Regions from separate parts of the Homo sapiens genome. Here region 2 is linked to region 1. A link is an interaction called in ENCODE POLR2A ChIA-PET data of the cell type or tissue named here. Cell type or tissue: PC-9. All regions are shown on one strand. Each heading gives the region's core, and the rest is flanking DNA. Links, peaks and the distances in the headings are about the cores only.

What was found. Peaks named below come from ENCODE experiments on the same cell type or tissue, not always from the same donor. Only the 100,000 strongest peaks of a DNase experiment are listed, where the experiment ranks them.
Region 2: POLR2A ChIA-PET joins it to region 1 with 6 read pairs; 2 of 35 experiments call an interaction of 5 or more read pairs at or near these places.

What each region holds. Positions count from the first base shown.
Region 1 is chr13:24,495,014-24,510,087 of GRCh38, forward strand. It overlaps PARP4 (poly(ADP-ribose) polymerase family member 4), which reads right to left. Exons shown (of 34, transcript NM_006437.4): 2 at 8,632-8,764; 3 at 6,620-6,821; 4 at 5,303-5,369; 5 at 4,288-4,363; 6 at 3,103-3,216. The coding sequence starts at 8,763. It overlaps LOC105370117 (a long non-coding RNA gene), which reads left to right and starts at 8,142. Exons shown (of 3, transcript XR_941756.2): 1 at 8,142-8,273. RefSeq lists a silencer at 8,398-8,692. In PC-9, for the core only: no CTCF peak of the experiment used is centred there; a DNase peak (open chromatin) is centred at 7,908; H3K4me3 peaks cover 326 bases; H3K27ac peaks cover 4,871 bases.
Region 2 is chr13:24,615,326-24,630,399 of GRCh38, forward strand. No RefSeq gene overlaps it. Among named protein-coding and RNA genes, the nearest start is that of ATP12A, 58 kb to the right of the region's middle. RefSeq lists an enhancer at 12,297-13,135. In PC-9, for the core only: no CTCF peak of the experiment used is centred there; no DNase peak of the experiment used is centred there.

The DNA of each region.
Region 1 (15,074 bases), core at 5,753-10,752:
GGCATGTGCCACCACACCTGGCTAATTTTTTTTGTATTTTTTTGGTAGAGATGGGGTTTCAACCATGTTGGCTTGAATAACTCTTGACCTCAAGAAATCCACCCACCTCGGCCTCCCAAAGGGCTAGGATTACAGGCGTAAGCCACCATGCCTGGCCAGAATTACCAAAATTTTAAACTCTTAATAGCCTAAAACCTGGAGGTAGAGGGGAAAAAGCTTGAGAATGCACAGCAGACAGAAAAGATCATTTGTTTCACTGGAGAGTTACTCAAAGCTTCCTTCCAAGTCTACAGACTCCTTACAAACCAGTCTAACTAGCTTGTAAATCTGGTTTTCCAGCTTTTTGGAAATGAGAAAAAAAAAATCTGGAGGGGAAGGGGAAGAAAAGAAAAATACTTCAGAAAGGAAGAACTGTTAGAGACGGGCACACAGCGAAAATGAAATCACAGCCAGTAGACAGGCAGGAAAGTTATTAGGTCATGCACATGTTAAAGGCTCCAGCTCCTCCCTCATCCCAAACTGCCTGTGGAGGCGGCACTTTCTGCTCTTCTGGGCAACTCCTGCCTCTGTAGTAGGCAGTGATCCTAACATTAACCCCAGGAAAATCTGGAAGAACCTGCCCCAGCTCAAAGCCATGGTGTCCTTGTAGGTGTTGGTTGAGCCCCTGGCTTGGGGGTGTGGACCCCTGGGAAGCCACACTACTCAGGATACCCATAAGCCGCCCTCCCAGATAGGGGGGCCGCAGGATGCCTCTGAAACTTGGAAAATAGGAGTGCCTGTTGAAGTCACTCCATTTAAGACGGTAGAGTTTAACATAATTTTGGAAGATTCCCATCAAAATGGTTTTATTAAGCAGAAGGGCAGGCTGGAAAATCCTCTTCAGCAGAACGGTGGACTGAGGCTCACTGCTATCAAGGTGGACAGGCTTCTCTGCTCAGCAAACCAGGCTCACCCAGGGGTGCTCTACACAGACTCGGGCTCGCTAAGGGAGGAAGGCACCCTGAGGGATGTCCTGGCCTACACGATGCTACGGTTTTCTTTCTCAATGAAGAAAACAACGACACATTCTATCATCTCTACAGACTCGGGCTTGCTAAGGGAGGAAGGCACCCTGAGGGATGTCCTGGCCTAAACGATGCTATGGTTTTCTTTCTCAATGAAGAAAACAATAACACATTCTATCATGTTTTTCACCTTCATTTTTACTTACTTCTTACCCAAACAACTATATCCTCCACAAAATCCAGTATGCATTTCAGGGTACAAGGGTAACAAAACCCTTTCTCCTTCTTGGACACATTTGACCATGGATTAGCTTTCTAGCTCTGTTCCCATGGAAATCTGATAAAGATGGCATGTCAGCTGTAATAGTAGGCAAAATTGCTTATGTAATTGTGGCCTCTCATTGATAAATTGCATTGATACTGGGGGCTCAATGGTGGGAAACCCAAGCTTTGGGCTTGTCAGAGAGCAGTGACTCATATAATTGGGTATGTCCCTTGAGGGCATCTGGAACCCGAGACAATGCTACAAGAGCTATGGGCTCTTGTGGGGTAGGGCTTCCAAGCCAAGTGGATCTCACATCCACCTGACGTGAGTCTCTTTCTCTTGTACCTGAGCTGACACTCAGAGTGGGAACAAAGGGAAAAGCTCCTGGAGCCTGTGTGGGCCTCTGTGAGGGCCACTCTCACGGAGAAGTGACTGTTTCCTGGCCCAAGACAGAGCTGTAGGCAGGACGCAGTGGCTCATGCCTGTAATCCCAGCACTTTGGGAGGCCAAGGCAAGCAGATCATGAGGTCAGGAGTTCGAGACCAGCCTGGCCAACATGGTGAAACCCCGTCTCTACTAAAAATACAAAAATTAGCCAGGCGTGGCAGCGCATGCCTGTAATCCCAGCTACTCAGGAGGCTGAGGCACAAGAATCGCTTGAACCTGGGAGGCAGAGGTTGCAGTGAGCCGAGATCGCACCACTGCACTCCAGCATGGGCAACAGAGTGAGACTCTGTCTCGGGGAAAAAGAAGAAAAAAAAAGATAGATCTGTAACTCTGAATGTCTACTTGAGAAGGCATCCTGGTGGGTGTTGCAGCATTTTATTTGAACTTCAGGCATTAATTCTAAATTTATTTTTGTTTCATGATTGTTTTAGATTGGAACTGTGCTCTTGACCTGATACTGACCTAGGGCAAAGGTATGGCCTCTGCAAAGCCTCCTTTGTTGTTCCCAGGGCTCTGTGACCTTGAGCCCTCAATACCCCATATATATATTCAGGATTGGAAATGTCACAGTGGATTGTAATGATGAGTGTTATTTCTTTCTAGACAGTGATCTCTGACGCCAGGGTGTGAAGCTATTTTTATCTTTGAGTGTCAGCCCTAGTCGATTGCTTGGTACACAGCAGGTGCTTAATGAAGTATATCAGTGGAATGCTTTCAGAGGTGTAAATATTAGGAAAATATCCCAAAAGTGATGTGGAACAAGGGCAGAAATGCTATACACCCTGCACCCAGTAAACATTCCCTTCTAGCGGGACCCTGTGCTGATCTACTCAGGGGGTGAGGTCCTCACCTCCCACACTCCAAAAGAGAACACATTTCCCCTTTGCAAAATTATTTACCAGGTGTTATGGCTGAACTGTACCCCTACAAAATGCATATGCTGAAGTCCTAACTCCCAGGACCTCAACAACGGGATTGTGTTTGGAGACAGAGCCTTTCAAGAGGTAATTGATTAATTAAGTGAGATCATAAGGGTGGGCCCTGATCCAATATGACTGCTATCCTCATGTGTAGAGATGAGGACACAGATGCCCACAGGTGGAAGACCATGTGAGGACACAGCAAGAAGGCAGCTGTCTGTAAGCCAAAGAGAGAGGCCTCACTTCAGAAGAAATCAACCCTGCTGTACTTTGACCTTGGACTTCCAGCTTTTTGCACTGTGAGAAATAAATGTTGTTTAAGCTCCCTAGCCTGTTGCATTTATTAATAGCAGCCTGAGCTAAGACAACAGGTAAGAAGAAAAAGGTTGGGAGGTCGGCTGATTCATTGAAATGAGTTATGAACAGAGGTCAGTAAACACATAGGAATCAATATAAACAGCATTACCTCCATGCCATCATCCAGGAGGAAGTGTGAGGATATCAGGAAAGGACAGTCCCTGGAGTCCCGCGAACACTGAAGCTCCACCACCACAGCTTCCTGGCCTCCCTCCATTCCCACCTGGAAAACAGGATGTGCTTTCAGAAGCTGCACTCGGGAAACATCAAACTACATGTGCCATTTGAAAATGTTGATTATAATTATAAAATATGTTCATTTAGAGATATAATTTAGAAAATATAGAAAAGTATCAAGAAGAAAATTAAAATCTCCTAAAATCCCGAGAGCAATACGATCACTATTAATATTTTGGTATGTTTCCCTCCTGTATTTTTACCATCCCATAAATAGATCTGTGTGTTTATACCATACCACTTTTCATGTTTTCCTTATCAAAGAGGGAAATGTTATTTTCAAGTTACATTTTATTAACATATCTCAAAATACAAATGGAACATCACTTTGAAGGCTAGTGTCGATTTATATCTATATATATATTTTAGAGACAGGTCTTGCCACATTGCCCAGGGTGGCCTCAAACTCCTGAGCTCAAGAGATCCACCTGCCTTAGCCCCCTAAGTAGCTGGGACTATAGGCAAGTGATGCCACATCAGACACTAGTGTTGATTTTCATTTGTGGGGAAAAAAAAAAAGGATTTTGTTTTTCTTTCTAATGCAAAAGGAATGGAAACGCAACATAGTGTAAATACTTAGTGTCAAACCTTCCTTTTCCAAATACAAGAAACTGTTAGTAACAGGGAAGAGCACTTTTATGTTTAATGCCATATTGATATTTTATACTGTTTAAAATTTTTGCTATGAGCATGCATTACTTTTATAATATAAACACTAAAAATTTAAACTTTAAATTCTAAACATAAACATTTTCTTGACTGTTAAAAATCAGGTCTGGGTGCAGTGGCTCATGCTTGTAATCCCAGCACTTTGGGAGGCTAAGGAGGGAGGATGGCTTGAGCCCAGGAGTTCGAGACCAGCAAAATAGTGAGATTCTGTCTCCACAAAAATAAATATATAAATAAAATTAACTCATATTTTAAGGACTATATGATATTCAGGATATGCATAATTTTTCAAAACAATGAGAAAATGACCGAATAGGAAAAACACCCAGAAGACATTCAAACAGGTGTGTTTTTTTTTTTTTTTGCTAACTAGAAATCAGATTCTTACTTTCTCCAAGGTGTTATATTTTGCAACTTCAAAATCTTGAGGAAGATGAGGAATTTCAACATTCTGCATACCAAACCTGAAATTTGTAGTGTATAATTAAAATTTTAACATTAAATGGATTTTAGGCTAAACAGAATTTCATAAATTTTTTCTTGTACATCTTTACAAAATACATGATAGATTCCTTACAAAACACATGGTAAGTCCACATGGTAAGTCCCTAAGGCCTCCTTAGCTCTTCCAGAAATTGTTAAAAGATCATTGGAAATGAGCTGGATGCCTCCTCTGCATAATCTCCAGCTCAGATACCCAGCACTGTAGCGTCTGCACTGGAAGATGGTCTCCACGCGGCAGAGGCAGAAAGAAGTGGGCCGCACACTCTGGGGATGGGCTACTTGTGTTTGCTTTGGATCTGACTCTTAGAAGCTATGTCACTCCTCTCCAGACCACAGTCCATTCCTCTCTAAAATAAAGGAGTCAGACTTCTCATAATCTGTACTTTTCATTTTGGATTTTCTTCTCTTTAAACACTATTATTAACAAATACAACAAGATTGAATGTGATGCCTAATTAACCCGATGTTTTGGGTATGCTTTAAGAAACCATATAGAACTTTAGACTCCCATACTCCATTTGAGGAAGGCTGTTGTTATTTCCATTTTTGAAAACATCAGGCAAAAGTAACAAACTGTCTTTACTCTAAAGGCTGCTCAGGAAAATAATAGGATGAAAATAGGTTTTTTTTTAAAAGAATTAAAAAAAAAACCCACTGGTTTTCTTTTTAAAAATCAATTCAATAATTGCACCCAATCTCATTTAATACTGAGAATTTAAAATAATGATCACTATACTAGTTGAAGAAAAAGACTCAAATAAAAAATCACTTGAGTTAGATATGCAAAATAAATTAAAATAAGAAAAAGTCTACAAATAGAATTTTAATACTGTGCTTGAGGTTTACACAAGATTTTACAAACTCTGTAGAGTCCCAGGAATCAGAAAGAAGTAAATTACTCAGTGAGTTCCACAGTGTCTTCCTCCTCTGTGGCACTGTCCGGGCATAGACCTTCTGTTTTCACTTCTAGAATTAAAAGCAAACAGCACACTTGTTTACTGCCCAAAGACTTACTATAATTAGTTAACCTAAGTGCTGGAATTGTTAAGATTCATAAATATATCCTTAAATTAGTTATAATTTTGGTGATCAAAGGATAACCCAGTGGGAAAAGAGGAAGGTATAACCTTATAAAATAGGGAGAACATACTCTAATTCTATTTTAATAAGCATATCAGGAGGATTCTCATCTGTTATTATTTGAAACTCATTGATAGCCATACAATTTTCAATTGGCACTTTCTTCTTGAAGAGTACAAAGTGCACAGGATCAGAATGAGTTCCTGAGAGTCGGCACATCACGAGCGAAGGAGCTGGAGATGTTCTAGCTTAGAGGAGGGAAAGTCAAGGGCTCTGCATGAGCTTTTGCTTCATACTTTCTGTACAGAGAAACAGTAACACTATCTAGAGCATTGTGATATACAGGAATAACTCAATGTGAGGACTTCTTTCCAGTTTTAATTATACTGTCAAGATTCCAAGGATCATCAGTGTATTTGTAGTAATTTGGAATCTGAATAAATTATGCTGGCTGTCATACAGTATGTTTTCAATGTGAAATGAGTCTACTATTTTATTTCTGTTGTAACTATCATTTGCTGGGACATGTGCTGGGACTGCAGCAGCATTTCTGGACTATTGTCTAAGGAGGCTCCACCCTGCCAAGTCAGTACGGTATCTAACACATACCGTGTGCTTACTGTGAGTTAGTATTTATCAGAACTGTGTGATTTTTGATATGACTCAGGAAGAGTGCATTTTTCATGTCCAAAGGCTTTCTTCTTGGCCAGTTTCCAAAATAAAATCTTGGCTTATAAAGAAAATATGTTTCTTTTGGGGAGACAATCTTTTGTTTGGAAAGAATTTCTTCAGCAAAATGCTGGTCATCAAATTTCCAGTCATTAGGTTGTAGTAATCACTGTTTAACACAAAGGCTTTCCCCTCCCCCTAGTTAAAAGCACAATCAGGTTTTCTGAGATGATCAGTGTTTTGTGGCCATTTTGAGTCTGACCCTACTAGGCTAGATATCAAGAAATCTGTTTCTAGTGCTAAAGTAGTCTTTTGTCCTTTGTTATTTTTCTGTCCATTTTCTGAGGTAATAAGTCTAATTTTTTTTTAGTATTTCTGGACAATTCTCTGCCTATGGTATCTTTGACAAACCCAAGCGTGTACTATGGCACCTATGATACGTTAAATGCTTGCTATGAAATACCTACCAGAACTGCTCGCCTTCTGATCAGGAGGTGGTGTGATGTCCAGGGGCTTATAAGGATCATAATTCTTTACATCCAAGAGTCTCTTTTCCCTGATAGATTTCCATATAAAATCTGGGTTTGCAATATGAACGTGGTTCTTTTGGATAGAATTCAGTTGGTACTGACTCAGAACATCAGCATTATCTAAGATTATATGTGTGCACTAAGGAAAAAAAGAGTCAATCCATTATGCATCAAGAAAAACAACATTTAAATAAGATATTTGTATCTGTAATTTTCACCCTTAGAAAGTATTAAGGTAGTTTGTGATAATCTTTCTCAAATTTCGAAAAACCTCTATAAATATCACAGTTTCTAGTTACATAAACATTTTAAAAATCAACTGTTTTTAAAGGATATGGCTACGAATGCACCATAATTGATTAACCCTAGAGGTTATTTCTAAATTTTCATTATTGTAAACAACGCTGTGATGACTATCCTCATGTACACATCCTTGTGCACTTGTTCAATTATTTTCTTAGTAGTGGAAAGGGAGGTTCAAAGGTTATTATTTATTTTGATTTGTAATTTTAGAAAATCTTGTTTTTTTTGTAGAGATAGGGTCTTGCTATGTTGACCAGGCTGGTCTTGAACTCTCAGCCTCAAGTGATTCTCCCATCTCAGCTGAGTTTACAGGCATGAGCCAACATGCCCGCTTATAATTTTATTTATTTTTTAATAAATAGTAAATTCACATTGTAGAATATCTAAAAAATAAAATAATGACGACGTATTAACTTCATCCCCACTGTTGTCCCCAGTTCCTCTCTGCAGAGGCACCTGCTGTCACTTGCTCCTCGCGAATCCTGCTAGAGCTACACTATGCGTAGATACATGGCAGCGTGCTCCTCAGCCTCTTCCGTGCTGGCTTTTCCACTGAAATTATCTTGGTGATTGTTCCTCAACATTACATATACAGCTGCCTCATTATCTACAGTAGCTGGGATGCACATTTCACATGTTTATGTACATTGACTTCCACAAAGTTGCACTCACAGTATGTGACTTTCTAAAAAGGAGAGACCATGTTGGCAGTTCACACAGAAGACAAACTGAGAAGGGAGAGCAGGCACGAATTACTCATCTGTCCAGAGATGGTGAGACAGCTCAGTGTGGGAAGCTGTATAAGGGAAGTATATACAATTCTACCTGAATTGGAAGTAAACAGGGACATTGCATTTCTGGTATTCAGCTGGAGTTGAACACGCTTCACAGAACAGATGAGGCTCACAATGGCCAAGCCCCAGGGCTGAGGTCCAGGGAGGGGCAGGGTGAGTCAGCTCATCAATTCGTCAACAGAGGGAACAGCAGAGGACAGGGGCAGGCCAGCCTGGCACCTAGAGCCTTTGGATTTCTATTTTTACAGTGAGGTGGTTTAAAAAAGAGGAGGTTAAACTGAATTATTTCTAAGATTTCATCCAGCTGTAAAATCCTATTATTCTGAACTGCCAGGCTTACAAGTTCAAGAGGCAGAAGGTAAATTCCTGCAGCCTTTAAATGAACAAAACAAACAGCACAAGCTACACTGCGAAGATGAGTCTGCACTGCATGTATTTCTTTCTACACCCAGGAACCTGGCTTACCAGTATATCACCCCAGCGTTGACATACTGGTGAGTGACGACAGTGCGCTTTTTGCAAATCCTGTGCACTATGACTTTTCTCCTTCAAGAATAGATATGGCTGGTCTGAAATTCTATTTTCATATTTGGCTGTGCTCTAGTAATATCCTGCTTCACAGGACATGTAGGATTGTCCTGCAGTTCAGGGAACAGGGAGGGGACAGGGCTGGGCCACCTCTGCCTCTAGGAGCCCAGCCTCCCAATGGGCCATGTCAGTCTCTCCTGATGAACTTCGAGTAGCTCACTCACTCTCTCCTGCTGCTAATCTCTGCTTCCTCTTCTAACCATGACCCTGTTCCCTGAATGCGCAATGTTTTATCACACTGTAGTTTATGACACTTGGAAATACCTGAGGATTTAACGAAAAGGAAAACTTTCCGCCATTTTCCTTAATGTCAGTTTGTAGCTTTTTCTTCTGCTGCTGAGGTAAGTACTTCACTTTCAAACAGAAGATACAATTTGCAAAGATTCCCATCACCATCCTGTAGGAAAAAAAGTTTTTAAGGACCCTCTCTTAAGTCAATATGACAGTGAATTTAGAATTATTATACAAGCAAACTGTGGGAAAATTGGGCATTATCTTAAGAAAGATATTGCAATCATGTTATCAATAGAACATTGCAAAAATTGAATAATATCCTAGCTTGCAATATGTGTGTTGGTTTAAGAATCGTTTCTAGCTTTTATGGTTGATATTACACCACCAAAAATCCCTTTGTACAGGCTCATGATATACATCTTAATAAAAACATGACAGATTTAAGTTACAGATCAAGTGTGTGACTCCAGAACATGGAACCATTTATTTCTAAATTAGAAATTAACATTATTTGATAGTGAAACCATGGGTTTCTTTAATATATAATTCTATGCATTCAAAAAGACTCTTTATGTGGACTTCTATTAGGCCATTCTGGGGAAAAACTGAACAGCTGATAATAAAAATATACAACTATGTTTAAATGGAATATGTATGTGTGTGTATACACATATATATTCTGCATTTAGGTTCTTTTTTTTTTTTTTTTTTTTTTTGGAGACGGAATCTCACTCTGTCACCCAAGCTGGAGTGCAGTGGTGCGATCTCAGCTCACTGCAACCTCCGCCTCCCTGGTTCAAGCGATTCCCCTGCCTCAGCCTCCCGAGTAGCTGGGACTACATGCGCGCACCACCACACGTGGCTACTTTTTATATTTTTAGTAGAGACAAAGGTTTCACCATGTTGACCAGGCTGGGCTCAAACCCAGCCTCCCAAAGTGCTGTGATTACAGGTGTGAGCCACCACACCCAGCCTGGGTTAATTTAATTAATTTACTGTACAACACATTCTCAATTTTGCATCGAAATGTGTATTTAACAATAAATTAATACATGGTGAAAAATTGTGTTTAATTTCCATTTTGTAAAATTTTTTTTTTGAGACAATCTTGCTCTGTCACCCACGCTGGAGTGCACTATTGCAATTTTGGCTTACTGCAACCTCCACCTCCTGGATTCAATTGATTCTCCTGCCTCGGTCTCCCAAGTAGCTGAGATTACAGGCGCCCACCATGACACCTGGCTAACTTTTGTATTTTTAGTAGAGTCGGGGGTTTTACCATGTTGGCCAGGCTGGTCTTGAACTCCTGACCTCAAGTGATCTGCCCACCTTGGCCTCCCAAAATTGTGGGATTACAGGCATGAGCCACCGCACCTGGCACACCCCCGCTTTTTTTTTTTTTTTTTTGAGTCAGGGTCTCACTCTGTCACCCAGGCTGGAGTGCAGTAGCAGATCTCAGCTCACTGTAATCTCTGCCCACTGCAATCTCTGCCTTCCGGGAAGAGAAGGTGAGGGTTAAAGAAAGACACACACACACACACAGAGGAGAAAGAAAGAGAGAGGAGACAGAGCTAGAGAGCGCGAGCTTGACAGCAAATGCGGCTTTATGTGCAGCACAAAACCTACAGAAGTAGGGGACCAGCCTAATGCCACAGCCCACTGCTAAGTCTTACAGGCTAAGGGTACTTATAGGTATGGGCGGGAGGGGTCTGGGCAGCATGGCTTGTTGCCCTGCAAGATATCGATAAGATGTTCCCATGATTTGTATTGATTTGTACAATAAGGGTTCTGGCCCTTATTCAGGTGGATGTCATCATGGTGTTCCTTGGACGTTTGCCCAAGAAGTCATGAGAGGGAAGTTTCTTCAGATAAGCCTCTGTTGGCCTTGCGGTCAAGTGGTTAGGAAGGATGTTTCTCACCGCCTAAACCCCCCAGAAATGTTTCACTTTGCCCAAAGTCTGCAAAATAGCGGGCAGCTTACAAAATGTTGCAGTTTGTGCTAACGCTGGGTTCAAGCAATTCTCCTGCCTCAGCCTCCCGAGTAGCTGGGATTACAGGCCCGCGCCACCACGCCCGGCTAATATTTTTCATTTTTAGTAAAGACAGGGTTTCGCTATGTTGCCCAGACTGGTATTTGTCAATTTTTAAAAACAAGGAGTCACGTCTAACAGGCTCCCCGCAAAGTAAGCTGCCATTTGGCGACAGCAGTTTCCAAGTCCTGTATTAGTTTGAGGATCGCGGTTCCGGGTCCTGTGTTAGCTTGGGCAGGCAGGTCAGGTTCTCTGCCGCGGCCCACGCGTCTTGGGACTAAGCTGAGTTGCTGAAAGCCCACCGCCCTGCACCGCGATTGGGCTCCGCCATTTCCCCTTTGCCTGCCCTTTCACCTCCCACTCCTACAGGCCAGAGGCCCCACCCTACCTAGTGCTGTGTCTGGAATTTGTGGGTTCTTGGTCTCACTGACTTCAAAAACGAAGCTGCCTGGACCCTCGTGGTGAGTGCTACAGTTCTTAAAGGCGGCGCGTCCGAAGTTTGTTCCTTCCTTGGTCTCACTGACATCAAGTATGAAGCCGCAGACCCTCGCAGTGAGCGTTACAGTTCTTTAAGGCGGCGCATCCAGAGTTTGTCCGGAGTTGTTTACTCCTACCGGTGGGTTCGTGGTGTCGCTGGCTTCAGGAGTGAAGCTGCAGACCTCCGCGATTTAAAGGCAGTGCGGACCCAAACAGTGAGCAGCAACAAAATTTACTGCAAGGAGTGAAAAACAAAGCTTCCACAGCGTGGAAGAGGACCCCAGCAGGTTGCCACTGCTAGCTCGGGCAGCCTGCTTTTATTCCCTTATGTGGCCCCACCCACATCCTGCTGATTGGTTCATTTTATAGAGCGCTGATTGGACTGCTTTGACAGGGTGCTGATTGGTGTTTACAATCCCTGAGCTAGACACAAGTTCTCCAGGTCCCCACTAGATTAGCTAGACACAGAGCACTGATTGGTGCATTTACAAACCTTGAGCTAGACACAGGGTGTTGATTGGTGTGTTTACAAACCTTGAGCTAGACACAGAGTGCTGACTGGTGTATTGACAATCCCTTAGCTAGACATAAAGTTCTCCAAGTCCCCACTAGACTCAGGAGCCCAGCTGGCTTCACCCAGTGGATCCCATGCCAGGGCCGCAGGTGGAGCTGCCTGCCAGTCCCATGCCTTGCACCCGCACTCCTCAGCCCTTGGGTGGTCGATGGGACCGGGCGCCGGCCGCGCTCCTGCGGGACGCTCGTGCTGCGCAGGAGCCAACTGAGGCGGGAGAGCTCAGACATGGCGGGCTGCAGGTCCCGAGCCCTGCCCCGCGGGGAGGCAGCTAAGGCTCCACGAGAAATCTAGCACAGCGCTGGTGGGCCGGCACTGCTGGGGTACCCGGCACACCCTCCGCTGCTGCTGGCCCGGACGCTAAGCCCCTCACTGTCCGGGGCCGGCGGGGCCAGCGGGCTGCTCAGAGTGCGGGGACCGCCCAGCCCACGCCCAACCGGAACTTGCGCTGGCCCGCAAGCGCCGCGCACAGCCCCGGTTCCGTCCTGCGCCTGCAAGCTGAAGGAGCCGGCTCCGGCCTCGCCAGCTCAGAAAGGGGCTCCCACAGTGCAGCGGCGGGCTGAAGGGCTCCTCAAGCGTAGCCAGAGTGGGCGCCGAGAGCCAGCGAGGGCTGCAAGGGCTGCCAGCACGCTGTCACCTTTCAGTACCTTTGCCCTGTGTGTGTTGGATGGTGGTACCCATTCCCTGGGCTCTCAATTGAGGACACAGTGCCACTGCCTCCCTGACACCTCACCTCTGGGTCTCCTTGGCACCACAGAGGTGCGACGTCCCCAGCCTAGGCCTCCCTCTCCCCCTTGGCTGGAGACAACCACTGGGTGCTATTCTTGACTCCCTGCACCCCCATCTCCTTCTGCCAGCTGTATCTCTTCCATCACAGCCCCTGATATAGCCCCAATGTATAGAACTTGTCCCTCCTGCTGCCACCCTGGCCCATGCCCTCGCATCCTGACTGGCTCCCACTCCTGTTGCGCCTGTGTTCAATCTCTTCTCCACACTGCAGCTTCAGGAAACTTGTTGTTTTTAAATTACATTTCAAATAAAATACAAATTGCTTATCATGGTTCAAGGCCAACAGCTATCTCATTCCCTCCTGGCCACACTGGCTTTTTCTAAAGGAGGAAGAAACCCACAGCTTGGTCCTCCAAGTCTTGACACATGCTGTTATATATTATAGTTCTTATCTCTGGGACCCCCAGCCCTTCCTCACCCCATGCTGTATCCCCCATCCAGGACACAATGAATGAACACATTAGGGATTCATATTTTTTAATCTTTCTTTTGAGGTCCGGTTAAACTGAAGTCTCTTGATGTAATTCTGCCTTTCCATAACATTAGCATGGAAAAGTTTCATTTGTTGACTGCCTCTCACATTCAATTAGCATCTGTGCATAGATAGGAGGGATGAAATGAGGGGTACCATAAAAGAGATTACACCACACTATTTAGGTTAATCTATGCTAGTCGTAATCTCTGACAATTAAAAACAACACACAAAAAAAAACACTAAAAGCCTTTAATGACTCTTTAATAATTTCCAGGACAGCCTCTATGTGATAATTGCACCCCCACTTATGCTGACCAAGGTTGGCTGACATGGAGTGGCTGCTCAAGTCCACCTTCAGATGGGTCCTGGATGTGTTAAATCCTCTGACCTGTTTAAAACGTGTTTCCTGGAAAAGTGACTCATGGTCACTGTTGAAAATTTGAAAAATACAGAATTGTATAACAGAAAAAAAAAGAACAAAACAAAAAAATCTCAAAACCTAGGGCTATGTTAGCATCTTGTTTTGCATTTTTCTTCTGGGCTTTTTTCTAGGTCTATTATAACACTTTGTTTTTTGAGACAGTCTCGCTTTTGTCACTTAGGCGGAAGTGCAGTGGTGAGACCTCGGCTCACGGCACCCTCCGCCTCCCGGGTTCAAACGATTCTCCTGCATCAGCCTCCCGAGTAGCTGGGATTATAGGTGCCTGCCACCATGCCTGGCTACTTTTTGTATTTTTAGTAGAGACGGGGTTTCACCATGTTGGCCAGGCTGGTCTCGAACTCCCAACCTTAAGTGATCTGCACACCTTGGCCTCCCTAAGTGCTGGGATTACAGGCATGAGTCACCGCACCCAGCCACAGACTGTATTTTTTATCAAAATTGACATCACACTACCTATCCCGCTGTTATCAGTCAGCATCTTTAGCATTTTGTCATTAAATATTATTGGAAAACATTTTTAATAGAGACTATCAGATATGGACCATAAATGAATTATTGTTGGAAAATTAAATCATTTCTGATTTTTGGTATCATAAAAAGCTATGATGAACATCCTTATGTGCAAATCCTTGTTTCCATCTCCAACAATCATCTTAGAAAATAATACTCAACTAGAACTACTGAATCAAAGTTTGAACAATTTTTTTGTGTTAAAAGTTAATCACTAAGAAGAAAAAATAAAAAGCACCTAAAATGATGGAAATGCTCAAAACTAGACTGCAGTGATGGTGCACAACTTGGTAAATTATTAAAAATTATTGAATTAGGCCAGGCAATGTGGCTCATGCCTGTAACCCTAGCACTTTGGGAGACCAAGTGGAGCAAATCGCTTGAGCCCAGGAGTTTGAGAGCAGCCTGGCCAACATGGCGAAACTTCATCTCTACAAAAAATACAAAACTTAGCTGGGCAAGGTGGTACATGCCTATGGTCCCAGCTACTCAGGAGACTTAGGTGGGAGGATCACTTGAGCCTGGGAGGTCAAGGCTGCAGTGAGCTGTGATCATGCCACTGCACTCCAGCCTGGGTGACAAGAGACCCTATCTCAAAAAAAAAAAAAGAGAGAAAAATTACTAAATTGTACAATTAAAATGAATGAATTTAATGTATGTAAATTGTACCCCAATACATTTTTTAAATAGTATTTTTTGGATACATAATAGTTACATACATATTATGGGTCAATAAAGTTATTTTTAAAAAAGCACCTGATCCCTCCATCCAGAAATAACCCCACTGTTGATTTTTATTTGTTTGTTTTTTGAGCCAGTCTCGCTCTGTCACCCAGGCTGGAGTGCAGTGGCATGATCTCAGCTCACTGCAACCTTCTGCCTCCCAGGTTCAAGTAATTCTCGTGCCTCAGCCTCCAAGTAGCTGGGACTACAGGCACGCACCACCACGCCCAGCTAATTTTTGTATTTTTAGTAGAGACGGGGTTTCACCATGTTGGCCAGGCTGGTCTCGAATTCCTGAGCTCAAGTGATCTGCCCACCTCTGCCTCCCAAAGTGCTAGGATTACAGGCATGAGCCACCACACCTAGCCCCCACTGTTGATATTTTAATTTTTTTGGTGTTATTATTTCTTGTATCATTGTATTTTCTAAATTATTAATATTCTATATTTAATGTTA
Region 2 (15,074 bases), core at 5,703-10,702, 120 kb after region 1:
TTTTTCAGGTGTTTAGAATGAGAACAAGGCCAGAGAACAACATGCAAAGTATTGGCCACGCGAGCAAGGCCAGAGAACAACATGCAAAGTATTGGCCACGCGGAATTTGAGAGGCATCAGTTTAGGAAGAGGAACCCATGGGTGGAAGTGGAGTGGAGAGGGTGTCCTGGGCATTACCTGCTGCTCCAGGGGTTTGTCTGAGAGACAAAAACACCGCAGGAGTCCCAGCAGCTCTGCTAACCTCAAGGTGGCTTCTGCTCTTCAGCCTGCTAAAACCTTTTCAGAAATGTTCCTCACTAGACAGAGGTCAGTGACCCAGTCCCTTTTAGTAGCAGCAAGTCTCTGGGCCAAGATAGAAGGAAGTCACATCCTACTTAAAAAAAAAAAAAAAAAAAAGCCTGAGTATGCAGTTCCTGCTGCCTGGGGTCTCCAGGCAGCAATCTGTGCATTCACACTGCTGCTCTGTGGCCTCTGGGTTGACGCTGCTGACCCTGAGTGTCTAGAAGTCCCATCCCCACCACCAACAGATGCCAAAACACAGCCCAATATGTATCCATCTGTCCTCACTCACTGATGGACACACAGCGCAGGGTGGGCCAAGGCCCAGAAGGGAGGTGTGAGGGGAGGAGGCCCTGGTTCCCGGGGCAGCTTCTCATGCAGGGCTGGGGATGAGAGGCCTTGGGGCCCCCGGGACCCCTGGTAGTTATGCCTTTACTGGGGGCCTAGGCCTGTAGGTCTGTGGGGTCATTCTGGAAAGGGCCAACATGGGGCTTACTCGCTGGAGTAGGAGACACGCCCACCCAGGCCTGAGCCCAGGGCTGTCTCTCATGGTTCCCAAATCCACTATCTGCCCAGTCACACCTGGCAAACCCAGAGACCACTGTGCATGTCCCAGAAAGGGACCAAGGATGGGAAGCAGCTGGTCCAGGCTCCATAACTACTCACTGCCAAGCCCCCACTGGACCCCACGCCTCCTGGCTCATGGCTGGTGACATGACAGCAAGGCTTCCAGGTGCAAAGGCTCCCGGGGGAAGCTCGAGGGCTCCAAGACTGAGGCCCTTGCCCCAGGGGTACAGTGACCCTGAGAAGTTTAGAGCTGGAAGAGGGTTGTCGAGTCTCAAACTCCTTGTGCAGAACAGCCAGCATCTTGTTCAAATGCAGCCTTGATCCTGGGGGCCTGAGCATCTGCTCCACCAAGCCCAGGGGGTGCTCAGACTGTGGACCTCACTTTGATGCCCAGGTCATAGGCCTTGGTAAGAAAGGTGGATTTCATTTTAAGGTTAATGAATAGTGATTGGAGGGTTTCACCAAGAGAATAATTTGGTCTGGGGGTACACCAGTTTGGGGGAGCCGGGGGAAGGTCACAGATTCTGTTTGTTCCTGAGCTTGAGCCTCCTACTAGACACCCAAATCTGGTGAAAGGTGGGCAGCTGTATCAATGAACCCAGAGCTCAGGGTGATGTAGGAGGTAGACAGGAGAGAGCCTACAGGGAGCCCTTCGTCTCCGAATGTACCCAGTGCCAGCCTCGGGGACAGTGTCAGTCCACACAGCTGCCAGTTGCTCCCACTCCTTCTTAGTACAGATGTTCCTGGACTTACTTTCTTTTGGCTTTACAGTGGGCTTATTGTGATATTAAATGCATTTTTGAGCCTGTAATCCCAGCATTTTGGGAGACCGAGGCGGGCAGATCACCTGAGGTCAGGAGTTCAAGACCAGCCTGGCCAACAGGGTGAAACCACATCTCTACGAAAAATACAAAAATTAGCCAGGCGTGGTGGCGGGCACCTGTAATCCCAGCTACTTGGGAGGCTGAGGCAGGAGAATTCCTGGAACTCGGGAGGTGGAACTTGCAGTGAATCAAAATCGCACCACCGTACTCCAGCCTGGGCAACAGAGTGAGACTTCATCTCAAAAAAAAAAAAAAAAAAAAGAAAGAAAGAAAGAAAAGAAAACACATTTGAAGACATAGCAGCAGCCAACATATAAATACACTGGAGATAACTGAAAATTTAACTTTGGTTGTTAAGTTAATGTGTTCTTACTTAGACTTAAAAATAAATCTGTCCTCGTTAAGTTTAAAATATCCCGAGGCAGGAAATCAAGACATTTTTAAATTTCTGGCATTTTTAAATTTCTGGCAGTTGATCTATAGGAATCTGGATTTCTGTCAATCACGTACTGCCAAGTAACAAAGCGCCTCGGGATGCAGATGCACCTGCGTCTGGGAGGCTGCCTGGCTTCCATTTCACATGTTAGTATTTCCCAGAGGAGCCTGCTGCTCCCACTGACTCCTACATTATAGGTTAAAAGGTGGCTTATTGCCTGTTTCACACACTTCTAAAAGGATCATGCTGGCACTAATATTTCCCTACTGACAAGAACCTCTGGGAGCCTCTGTGCCTGAAGAGTAGGGGGCAGGGCCCTGCCTGCTCCTCACAGGGAAGCCCTGGCCTCCACATATCTGTGGGCCTATGACCCACCTTGTGTGGGCAGCGGCTCTGGGACAAATGCCTCAGCATTTCCGTGTTTGGGGCCCTCCCTACCCTGATCCTTCCTATTCTTCCCCAGCATGGAAGAATAGGACAGACAGCGGAATTCAGTAGAGCCTCGGGCCATTGCCCCACCGACATTCCTTCCTTCCAGTCTCTTGACACACACCGCATTTTAGTTCCCTGACAGTCAACCAGGACAGCAGCACCCACTTGCCAAGAACAGTGCAACCTCTGTGAACACCCTCCCCTATCACACACTGACAACCAAGGACGGCCCAGGCTCCATAAGGAAACCCTCCACCACCACACACCCAACACCAAGGATGGCCCAGCCCCCACAGGACACCCTTCACCACCACACACCCACCACCCAAGCCTCTAGAACTTCCCAAGCACATATGATGCAGGAGGAAGATGAGACAATAGATGCAAAGATGTCTCCACCATGGTTTTGATGATTGCTGGGCCTTCTCACCTAGGAAAGAGTCATACACTCATATCACTCCTGCAGAGGGCTTCAACCTGCCATAGAAAGGGACGTAATGGGACTGTGCTTTGAAGGACACTTATGCCCCAACCCGGACAGTGGTGAAATACACGAGGTGTTTCCATTACACACACAGGGAAGGCCAGGGCCTAATGAAAACTCCCCGCCAAGGAGAAGCTCTGTGGGGTCCCGGCTGCCTCTTTCATGACAAAGACAGCCTGAGAAGCACAGAGGGCTCACCACTGGCTCTGCCACTTCCTGGCTGAGGGGCCCTGACCAAGTCTTTGAAGTCTCTGCACCTCAGTTTCCGTGTTAGTACAACAAGCGTGATTCATGCACGTGCTTGGAGGGCTGCAGTTAGAATAAGAAATCCCACACAGGAAGCTCTGCTGTGTGGCTGGGATCCCGGAAGTAACAGGCTTGTTAGTTGATTATTTGCATTTTGAGGTAGTTCTGAGGTCACAGACAGTGAGGGATCCCACCCTTAATATGAAAGGTGTGGACAATACAGCCAGCAGCAGCAGCTGCAGAACGCCGCTGAGGTGACACCTGAGTCCTCTGTGAAGTCCCCTTTTCTCGCCAGGCGTGCGCAGAGGCCTGGGGGTGTCTGTAGTTTATCTGGGGCCTGAGGAAGCCTCATCCAGACACAGGCCTGGCCCCACACCCCAGCTCCACACATGTGAGCTGTTCCGCCAGAGAGCAGGAGGACTAGAACAAGGCCACCTCCGTTCTCCTGGGAGCTAAAAATGAAAAGAGGCACTGGGCAAAAGCACTTGTTTTTGTCGATAGCAACACTTGTGCACAATTTTGAATCAATAACAAACATGTTCACAGCCAAAAACATGCCGGAATGCATCAACCCTTCATTATCTATGTGTGGATTGCCTATTTTGTTAAGTAGCATGTGTTTTTAACTTTAAAATTATGTTCAAATTTTACTGTATAGTATTCTCTACCTAAACTTCTTTACACAGCATTAAAGTTTCATAACTTCAAAATGCCCACCATTCATATCTTAGTATGTTCTTTCGTTTCTCTTTAGCGACCAAAGGTAAATACTAAATCCCGTGGTCAGCATGAGCATATCTTGTGTTCTGATGTTCTGTTCTTCTTTTTTTTTTTTTTTCTTTACTTTTTGAGACAAAGTCTCACTCCGTTGCTCAGGCTGAAGTGAAGTTGCACAATCATAGCTTACTACAGCCTCTATCCCCTGCACTCAAGCAATCCTTCTGCCTCAGCTTCAGGAGTAACTGAGACTACAGGCAGGTGCCACCACACCTAGCTAACTGTTTTCTTTTTCTTCCTTTTTTTTTTTTTTTTTTTTTTGAGAAACGAGTTCTCGCAATGTTGCCTAGTTCTCGAGCTCCTGGCCTCCAGCAATCCCCCTGCCTTGGTCTCCCTAAGTTCTGGGATTACAGGCGTGAACCACCATACCCGGCCTGTTCTGTTTTGTTTTGTTTTTACATTTTTTCCTTATAATAACTTTCCCCATATCTAAACAGGAGAATATTAGTTTTTACTTGGACTTTTTAACTATATATTATTGGATTACAGGGAAATGTTTTTTTCTTGTCAGTTATTTCATTGTAATATTTTTTTATAGGCGGTGTTATTATGTTATAGGGTTTGAGTGAATTGTGGGTTTTGGTTATATTTTCAGGTTGCTTTCCAAAATTATCATGCCAGATGTGTCTAACCCTGGAGCCTAGATTGGGTTCCCCACCCCAAGGCCACACACAGCTGAGAGGGCCTCAGCCTCCCAAGTAGCTGGGACTACAGGCACCCACCACCATGCCTGGTTAATTTTTTATATTTTTTAGTAGAGATGGGGTTTCACCGTGTTAGCCAGAATGGTCTCCATCTCCTGACCGCATGATCCGCCCGCCTCAACCTCCCAAAGTGCTGGGATTACAGGCGTGGGCAACCATGCCCGGCCTATATATCTATATTCTTATACCCATTTACCGACCTCTCTTCATCTCCCTACTTTGCTACCCTTTCCCAGGCTCTAGTAACCACCAATCTACTCTCACCCTCTATGAGATGAACTTTTTAGTTCCCACAAATGAGTGAGAATGTGTGATATTTGTCTTTCTGTGCCTGGCTTGTTTCACCTGAGATAATGACCTCCAGTTCCATCCATGTGGCTGCAAATGACAGGATCTCTTTCTTTCTTCTGGCTGAATAGTTATTGCATTGCATATATGTACCAAATTCTCTTTATTAATTCATCCATTGATGAACACCGAGGTTGATTCCATGTCTTGCCTATTGCGAATAGTGCTGCAATGAACATGGGGATGCAGATATCTCAGGGAGAGAATTTTGATCATTCCAGGAAGCAGGCAGGAGGCAAATAATTGAAGGAATTTGGATCATAATCCAAAAGACACAAAAATCCCAAATGCCATAATCCAGAATTTTAAAATCTGGAAGGACCAAAATTCCTAAAGATCAAAACCCTTAACTTCTAAGTCCCTAAAGTCTAAAATCCCTAACATCTAAAATTCTAATCACGGGATAGCCGCACCACAGTGCCTTGTGCAGGCTGTGCAGGAGGCGTGTATGAGCGCCAAATTGACAAGGGGCGACCATTTTAGGCATCAATGTGACTGAATTAAGGAATATCTAGAAACCTGGTAAAGCATTATTTTGGGTGCATCTGTGACAGTGTTTCCAGAGGGGATTAGGGTGTGAGCATGAGTGGACTAGGTAGGAAAGATCCACTCTCAATGTTGGCGGGCACTATCCCGTCAGTTGGGGCCCAGAGAGAACAAATTCGGAAGGAGAATTGGTCTCACCCTGAGAGCTGGGAAAGGATTTTCTTCTATTGCCTGGGACACTGGAACTCCAGGCTTGCCAGCCTTTGGACTTCAAGACTCAAACACTAGCCACCCCTTGGGTCCTGAGGCTTTCAGCCTGAGCCAGGCTACCAGCACCCCAGGTTGACTCTGTATTGCATATGTACACAAAAACTTTGAAACTTCCTCAACAAATGAAGAGATTTTGTTTTTGTACATCTGCATTTGGGAAAAGGTGAAATTTCTCAAGATCTCAGCTCTTTGGGGGACTGCAGTGGTGACCTATTATATTTTTAATTGATTTCATCATAAAATTTCTCAAGATTTCAACTCTGTGCAGGACTGTGGCAGTGACCTATTGTGGTTCTTGATTAAACTCATCAAGGCTTAGATTGTCCGTCACAGTTGTTTGTTTGTTGTTTTTTGAGACAGAGTTGCGCTCTTGTCGCACAGGCTGGAGTGCAATGGTGTGATCTCGGCTCACTGCAACCTTCACCTTCTGGGTTCAAGCAATTCTCCTGCCTCAGCCTCCCGAGTTGCTGGGATTATGGGTGCCCACCACCAGACCCGGCTGATTTTTTGTATTTTTAGTAGAGATGGGATTTCATCATGTTGGCCAGGCTGGTCAACTCCTGACCTCAGGTTATCCACCCGCCTCGGCCTCCAAAAGTGCTGGGATTACAGGCATGAGCCACCGTTCCTGGCCTGTCACAGTATTTCACTTACAAACCTGGGTGCACACAGTTAGCAACCATAGTGATAAATGTTTGTAAATTTCCCTTTTTGACGTTTTTTTTTTTTTTTTTTTTGAGATGCAGTCTCGCTCTGTCCCCCAGGCTGGAGTGCAGTGGCACGATCTTGGCTCACTGGAAGCTCCGCCTCCTGGGTTCACGCCATTCTCCTGCCTCAGCCTCCCGAGTAGCTGGGACTACAGGGGCCCGCCACGACGCCCAGCCAATTTTTTGTATTTTTTAGTAGAGACGGGGTTTCACCATGTTAGCCAGGATGGACTCGATCTCCTGACCTCGTGATCCACCTGCCTCGGCCTTCCAAAGTGCACGGATTACAGGCGCGAGCCACTGCGCCCGGCCTGACCTATTTCTTTATGAACACAGTTCATCTGTTAACAACTGTTACACCTGTAAGACTGTCATTACTATGCCTGATACTCGCAAAAATATGCATATTATTGCCTATTTTATTGTGTAAAGTGGCCTATGACATGTTCTGTCATGTCTTTATATGATTCTCAGATAAATTCCCTTTTAAAAAATGTAAATAAGCTGGGTGAAGTGGCATGTGCTTGTGGTCCTGTGTCTGGAATTGGTGGGTTCTTGGTCTCACTGACTTTAAGAATTAAGCCACACACCCTCACAGTGAGTGTTAGAGTTCTTAAAGGCAGTGCATCTGAAGTTGTTCATTCCTTCCGGTGGGTTTGTGTTCTCGCTGGCCACAGAAGTGAAGCTGCAGACCTTCGAGGTGAATGTTACAGCTCATAAAGGTGGCCCACCCGGAGTTGTTCATTCCTCCCATCCGGAGTTGTTCTCATCCCTCCTGGTGGGTTCGTGGTCTCACTGGCCTCAGGAGTGAAACAGCAGACCTTCACAGGGAGTGTTACAGCTCATAAAGGTGGCACCAACCCCAAAAGTGAGCAGCAGCATGATTTACTGTGAAAGAACAAAGCTTCCACAGTGTGGATAGGAGACCCCAGTGGGTTGCCACTGCTGCCTCGGGGCAGCCTGCTTTTATTCCCTTATCTGACCCCACCCACATCCTGCTGATTGGTCCATTTTACAGAGAGCTGATTGGTCCATTTTACAGAGAGCTGATTGGTCCGTTTTACAGAGAGATGATTGGTCCATTTACAATCCTTTAGCTAGATACAAAACTTCTCCAAGTCCCCACTAGATTAGCTAGACACAGAGCACTGATTGGTGTGTTTACAAACCTTGAGCTGGACACAGGGTGCTGATTGGTGTGTTTACAAACCTTGAGCTAGACACAGAGTGCTGATTGGTGCATTTACAATCCTCCAGCTAGACATAAAAGTTCTCCAAGTCCCCACCCGACTCAGGAGCACAGCTGGTTTTGCCTAGTGGATCTGTAGCCAGGGCCGCAGCATGCTCTGGCCTTGGAGTCTGCTCTGGCCATGCTTGAGGAGCCCTTCAACTCACTGCTGCACTGTGGGATCCCCTCTCTGGCCTGGCCTAGGCTGGAGCTGGCTCCCTCTGCTTGCGGGGAGATGTGGAGGGAGAGGCGCGGGCGGGAACCGGGGCTGCATGTGGCACTCTGGGGCCATTGTGAGTACCGGGTGGGCACGGGCTCAACGCGCCCACACTCAGAGCGGCCTGCTGGCGCAGCCGACGCCAGGCAGTGATGGGCTTAGCACCCGGGCCAGCAGCTGTGGAGGGGGCACCTGGTCCCCCAGCACTGCTGGCCCGCCCATGTCATGCTCAAATTCTTGCTGGGCTTCAGCTGCCTCCCCGTGGGGCAGGGCTCAGGACCTGCAGCCCACCATGCCTGAGGCCCCCACACCCCCTCCCCTGTGGTGGGCTCCTGCGCAGCATGGGATGGCCCCAGCACAGGATCCATTAGGCGAAGCCAGCTGGGCTCCTGAGTCAGGTAGGGACTTGCAGAACTTTTATGTCTAGCTGGAGGATTGTATATGCACCAATCAGCACTCTGTGTCTAGCTCCAGGTTCGTGGATGCACCAATCAGCATCTGTATCTAGCTAATCTGGTGGGGACTTGGAAAACTTTTATGTCTAGCTAAAGGATTGTAAATACACCAGTCAGCACTCTGTGTCTAGCTAAAGGTTTGTAAACGTACAAATCAGTGCTCTGTGTCTAGCTAATCTGGTGGGGACTTGGAGAACTTTTATGTCTGGCTAGAGGATTGTAAATGCACCAATCAGCATTCTGTGTCTAGCTCAAGGTTTGTAAATGCACCAATCAGCACCCTGTCAAAATGGACCAATCAGCTCTCTGTAAAATGGACCAATCAGCAGGATGTAGGTGGGGTCAGATAAGGGAATAAAAGCAGGCTGCCTGAGCCAGCAGTGGCAACCCACTCGGGTCCTCTTCCACAGTGTGGAAGGTTTGTTATTTTGCTCTTTGCAATAAATGTTGCTGCTGCTCACTCTTTGCATCTGCACTGCCTTTATGAGCTGTAAACACTCACTGCGAAGGTCTGCAGCTTCACTCCTGAGGCCAGCAAGACCATGAACCCACCGGGAGGAATGAACAACTCCAGATGCGCTGCCTTAAGAGCTATAACACTTACCGTGAAAGTCTGTGTCTTCACTCCTGAGCTAGCGAGACCACGAACCCACCAGAATGGAAGGAACTCTGAACACGTCCGAACATCAGAAGGAACAAACTCTGGTCACACCGTCTTTAAGAACTATAACACTCACCGCGAGGGTCGGCGGCTTCATTCTTGAAGTCAGTGAGACCAAGAACCCACCAATTCCGGACACACAGTGGCCTCTGGGGGGATTCCACCAGGGTTCAGGCCCTGGACTGGGGCTGGATGAATAGATCCCATCAGGTCCCACCCTGGGGGCCAGCATCCAGAGAGAGAATCATTAACCAACCACACCAAGGAGGGTGAATTTGCCACTGTGATCAGGGCTGTGAAAGAAAAAGGAACATGGGGTCTGAAATCGGGGCAGTGGGGCAGTGGGGAGGGCTGGCTGCCATCTCCCAAGGAAGGGCGTTGAGCCGAGCTCCCACAGCTGAGCAGCTGAACGGGTGGAGGGAAGCCCTGCGTTGGGGGCAGAGCACCAGGCCTGGCCCAGCCAGGGAGTGGCAAGTAAGTCCTTGGGGAAGGAGTGGGGTCCAGGTTGGACCAGGTCAGGTCAGTGAGCGGGACCTCAGGGGGCCTGAGAGTGAGGAAGGCTGGAGAGGCTGAGGAGCCTGGAAGCTGTTCAGCCCAGGAGGGGTGACGGGGGTGGGGAGGCTCTCCAGAGCCACAGGAAGCGGGGAAGAGAGCTTGTGTTTGGTGGGGAGAACAGACAGGATCAGATCCAAGCTTCTGAAAAGATCCCTCTGGCTTCACATAAACAAAGATTGCACAGGCTTTCCACATCTCACTTGGTTCTTTCCTTCTTAAATGAACCAGCTTGTGTGAGAGAAGATGACAGCATATTTAATTTCCTAGCACTTACCACCAACAGCCAAATAATTTATTTTCTATCTTCTTCCTCTAGAAAATAAGTTCCAAGATTTATGTAAGCTTTGTTCACTGTTATATCTCCAGCACCTAGGACAAAGTCTGAGATTTGTTAAATGAACTTATAGGAAGCCATTGGTTTGGGCTGAGCTCCTGCAATAGACCCAACAGAGCAAACCAAAATGGAGTTACTCCTGCCAAACTTTCATGACACCAAACTGAAACTAAGTTGTTTATTTGACCTTCCAAGAGATCAGGAGAGAGAGATAATAGCCAAATCCCCAAACAGGTCGGTTTTAACAAGCAGGAAGAAGTCCCCTCTTCTTTAACCTTTACGAGAAAAACTACTTTCTAATAACCAACCCGCCTTCTGCTTCCTGTTTCTGTTTTCCTCAGCCTTTTTCTGTTTAAAAAGTCAACCCCCTCTGCTGGCCTTATCAAAACACTCCTATTTTATGGAATGGAGTGTTGCTCAATTCTAGAATCACAAATAAAGGCCAATTAGGATCTTTAAACTGCATTTGTTGTAATTTTTGTCTTTTGACAAATGTAATAAGCACTCAATAAACATGTGAAAAGAGGGAGAGCAAGAGATAGAGAAAGAGAGAGGGAGCGAGGAAGAGAGAGAGGCCTCATGGAGGAAGGAGGGTGACTTCTCTGCACCTTCAGAGGCAGGTGCCCCCACAGTGCCAGTGCAAGCACTGAGCAGATTTTGTGGGGTACGTGTTGGTGTAGCAAGAAAGACAAGGCCTGTATCCAAAGAGCTGGGTTTGAGAATGAGTGTTGCCACTTACTAGAATGAAACCTTTGTCAAGTTACTGAACATCTGAACTTCCAACTCCTCAAATGTAAAATGGGTGTGACAACACCCACCTCACCGGGTTATTGCAGAGGCTGAACGTGTAGCTGTGATTAAGAAGGGCTGTGTACACTGCAGAGAACTATGCAAATACTGGTAGTCTCTACTTTGTGGGCCCTCCCAGGAGTCAGAAAAAGACAGGACCAGGTGGCTTTTTGGGCGTCCATTGCAACATCAGGGAGAGGAGTGAAGCCACAAGGATGACATGGTCTATGGCACGTCCGGCTGCTACTGCTGCTGCCCATGACACACTCCTGGAGCCCAGGCAGAGTCTGTGTTTGTCATCTGAATTTCCCAGCTAGTTTAGAGTTTATGACATCAGAAAAGACAGCAAAATTCCAGAAAAAACTTGGGTCAAGTGCACTGCAGACAAATGGATTTCAAATTTGGTTTCTCCTTGCCCTTAGAATACATTTATTTAAAAAAACCTTTCTAGCAAAAGATATTACTACAGAGGAGAGAAACCTTTCTTCCACAGCGCCCTTGCACATTTGATCTGGTTTGCCCAGTGCGGGGTGGGGACAGGAAACTGACACCCTAGCAGGTTAATGTCTTCCAGGAAGTCCATTACAGATTCTGAATTTAAACCTGGGTCTACTAATGATTGTTCTCCAATCACTTAGCTGCCACTTGTGAGTTTCCACTATGGAAACCAGTGATTTTTCACAGAAAATTAGTGAAGCAAATGGAATGATTTTTAAAAGCATAGGGTTTGAAGTCGGAAGGCTGGAGTCCAGAGCCCTGCTTCTGACACCTACTGGCCTGTCATTTTCACCTCCTAACATCTGAGGAGCCCAGGTTCTCCTTAGCAAAGTGGGGATGATAATTCCTAGGGCACCGGGCTGTTGAAGATTTAACTGGGATAATGGAAACTCACAGGCCATAAAACGCCCAGCCAGTGATGAGTACTCACTACACTTTGGCCGCAGCTGGTTTTGATTTTAAATAAGTAACCTGCAAGTCTGTATCCATCGCTAGGCACTCCGGGGAAAAGGGGTGCGTACAAAGGAGGGATGAACCCCCAGCTGTGGCTGCAATGGAGCCAGCATCCCATCAGAAAAGGGGAGCCCTGACCCTCCTCCCCTTCCCCTGGGACTGTTCTCAGGCAACGTGGGCTCCAGCCTGCAGGTGCCCGGCTCCACCGCCAGACGGCGCCGTGGCAAGGGACACCGCACAGGGCGCTGGGCTCCTGGAAGAGGGGAGGAGGCCGGCAAAGGTTTCAGAGGCAAAGTTGTCGGTTACAGGCCAGCCGCGGGAGCAGGGCGCGGAGCAGGGAATAAGCAGGAGCACTCTGTGTCAGCCTGGTTCTCTAAAGAGCGGGTAGTTCAAGGAAAGACACCGAATCAGGCATCCAACAACTGGGGAGCAGGACGGCGCCAGCCAAAAGAAGTTCTAGTTGGCCCAAGCCCGGGAGGCCTCACCCTTGCAGGTGGAGCTGGACCGGCTTCAAAAATGTGAGGTCCAGAGGTTGGGTAGATCATGGTGGTGCAGACACCCCACTAGGGCAGGATCGATTCCCTGTGGGGGAGCAAAGGGACATGAGAGATAAGCTCGGCCCAGGAGTAGGGGCCACATTACCCTTGGTATTAAGCAAAAGGCAAAAGAGGGTGTCCGTGGTGTAGCAAGGAGTCCCCAGGAGTTCCCAGCAAGGCAGGGACTGATGAAAACAGCGTTTGAGGAAAACAGGCCGAAGCCTGAACCAATAGCCTTTAGGCTGCCAGACTGGTTTAGGGGAGAGAAGCAAAACAGATTTCCTTTTAGCAAAGCGCACGTCCTCACTGGCTACACTGTTAGCTCTCTGGGAGCTGATGCCATGCGCATAGTAGGTGTGTGGCAGAGACAGCTAGACATAGCCACCGAAGAGCCTGCTCGCCCGTAGAATGCAGGGCTATTGCAGGAAAGCATCTGCCCGGAGGCTCTGCTTCCCCATTTCCTCACACATTGAGCTAGCCAGAACCATGTGAGTGAGTCTGCACCAGCAACAGCAGGCACCATGACTGCCCCGTGGCTCTCTCCTAAAAGATAGCTCCCACTCTCTCTCCCTCCTCCTTCCCCAGGCTGGGTGTTGACACACAGGGCGAGGCCACATGGCAGAGCCTCCCCTGGGCCCTATTCCGGAACAGCTGTGAGGAAACCCCTCCTCTCCCACTCTACTGCGCCTCCCCTGGACCTCACATGAGAAAGCAACTTCCATTGTGTTGAGCCACTGACATTAAGGACATTAGCAAATATAGTAACCAGTTTTACCTGCCATAATGCAAGGTTTTGCTATACATCTGTTGAATTGATGTGAATTTAACTGAACTCCTTAGGCCTGGGAGTTTTATACGATTTTAGGTTTAGCTGGAGGAAGAGGCTGGAGCGCCAGTCCTGCGTGTCAGGCCTCCGGGCCCAAGTTAAGCCATCATATCCCCTGTGACCTGCATGTATACATCCAGATGGCTTGAGGCAACTGAAGATCCACAAAAGAAGTGAAAATAGCCTTAACTGATGATGTTCCACCATTGTGATTTGTTTCTGCCCCACCCTAACAATCAATGTACTTTGTAATCTCCCCCACCCTTAAGAAGGTTCTTTGTAGTTCTCCTCACCCTTGAGAATGTACTTTGTGAGATCCACCCGCTGCCCACAAAACATTGCTCCTAACTCCACTGCCTATCCCAAAACCTATAAGAACTAATGATAATCCCACCACCCTTGGCTGACTCTCTTTTCGGACTCAGCCTGCGTACACCCAGGTGAAATACAGCCTTGTTGCTCACACAAAGCCTGTTTGGTGGTCTCTTCACACGGACGTGCATGACACTAAGAACTCTTCAGTCTCTGCATTTCCATAAAGTGTGAACTTGGAAGGTTCCAGGGTCCCCACTGCTGCCATGGGGATTGCCAAGACTGGGTGGTTTGGGCCTCTTCAAACAATTTCTTGTAATTTTCTTTTTTTTCTTTTCTTTTTTTTTTTTGAGACTGAGTTTAGCTCTTGCTGCCCAGGCTGGAGTGCAGTGGCGCGATCTCTGCTAACTGCAACCTCTGCCCCCTGGGTTCAAACGATTCTCCTGCCTCAGCCTCCCAAGTAGCTGGGATTACAGGTGCCTGCCACCACACCTGGCTAATTTTTTCTATTTTTAGTAGAGACAGGGTTTCACCATGTTGGCTAGTCTGGTCTCAAACTCCTGACCTTAGGTGATCCACCTTCCTAGGCCTCCCAAAGTGCTGGAATTACAGGAGTGAGCCACCATGCCCGGCCCCATAATTTTCTTAAAGTCTAGTATCTAAGACTTCAAAACAAGATTTAAGCCAGTAAAATCAAGGGGGCAAGGTTTTGAATTGCCAGTGGTGCTTTAAAGCATTTACAGGCCAAGGGCATCCTTCTGGACCTGACATTCTTCTAGAGACAATGAGTCATCCATAGAGCTCTGACCCTGAATTAAGCATTAAAAGTGATTGTTGAGCAGGACAGTCCTGCACAGCCAAAAGTTTCCTGTAAAGTCACAGAAAGTAGCAGGAAAGATGTTTTTATCCCTGTCCAGAAAAAAGAGCTAAGGTTTCACAGCGCTGGAGGTCCCCAAAATGGTCCAAATTAATAAACAGTCAGAAACAATCTCCAAACCTTTTGAGAGAAAATCATCCAAGGTCATTCTTTTTAAGCTGACCTTCCTACCCTGCCTTCTTCTCTGCAGCTTCTTAACAAAAACTCAGCACAGTAGGGCATTCCTGTGGGGGCCACCGAAGGTAAGTCATTCTTACTCTAGTTCTCCGGGGGGAAAGAAAAGCATTCTAGACATAAGGAGTGGACAGATAGTAATCCTAGAATAAAGAAGGGTTTATAAATACCAAGAATTCAAAGCAAATTAGTTATCAGGCCTAATGAAGATCAGGAACGCTGATGAACAGCTCCCAGCTGGGGCAAATTAGGTTTTAATAAATATAAGGTCCCTATGTCATCTTTCCATCTGCTCCTTTTCCTGAGACTTTCAGGAGAGGCATGTGAGGTGATGAGACATGGAAGATGGGCCCTCAGAGATCTGTATTCCCTTAAGTCCCGGAGCATCATAGAAGCTTGGGTCTCAAAGCAAATCTGATTAACTCCCCCAGCTTAATAGAGGAAGAAGCCAAGCCCCAAGGGAGGAACTGACTTCCTGAGCCCCTACAGTTTGTTAGTGAGAGATGGAAGAGAGCCTGGAGCACAGATCTCCTGAGTGGGCTCTGCCTGAGCAGCACGCGGTGAATAGGAACCCACACGCAGGAGATGATGGACAGAGC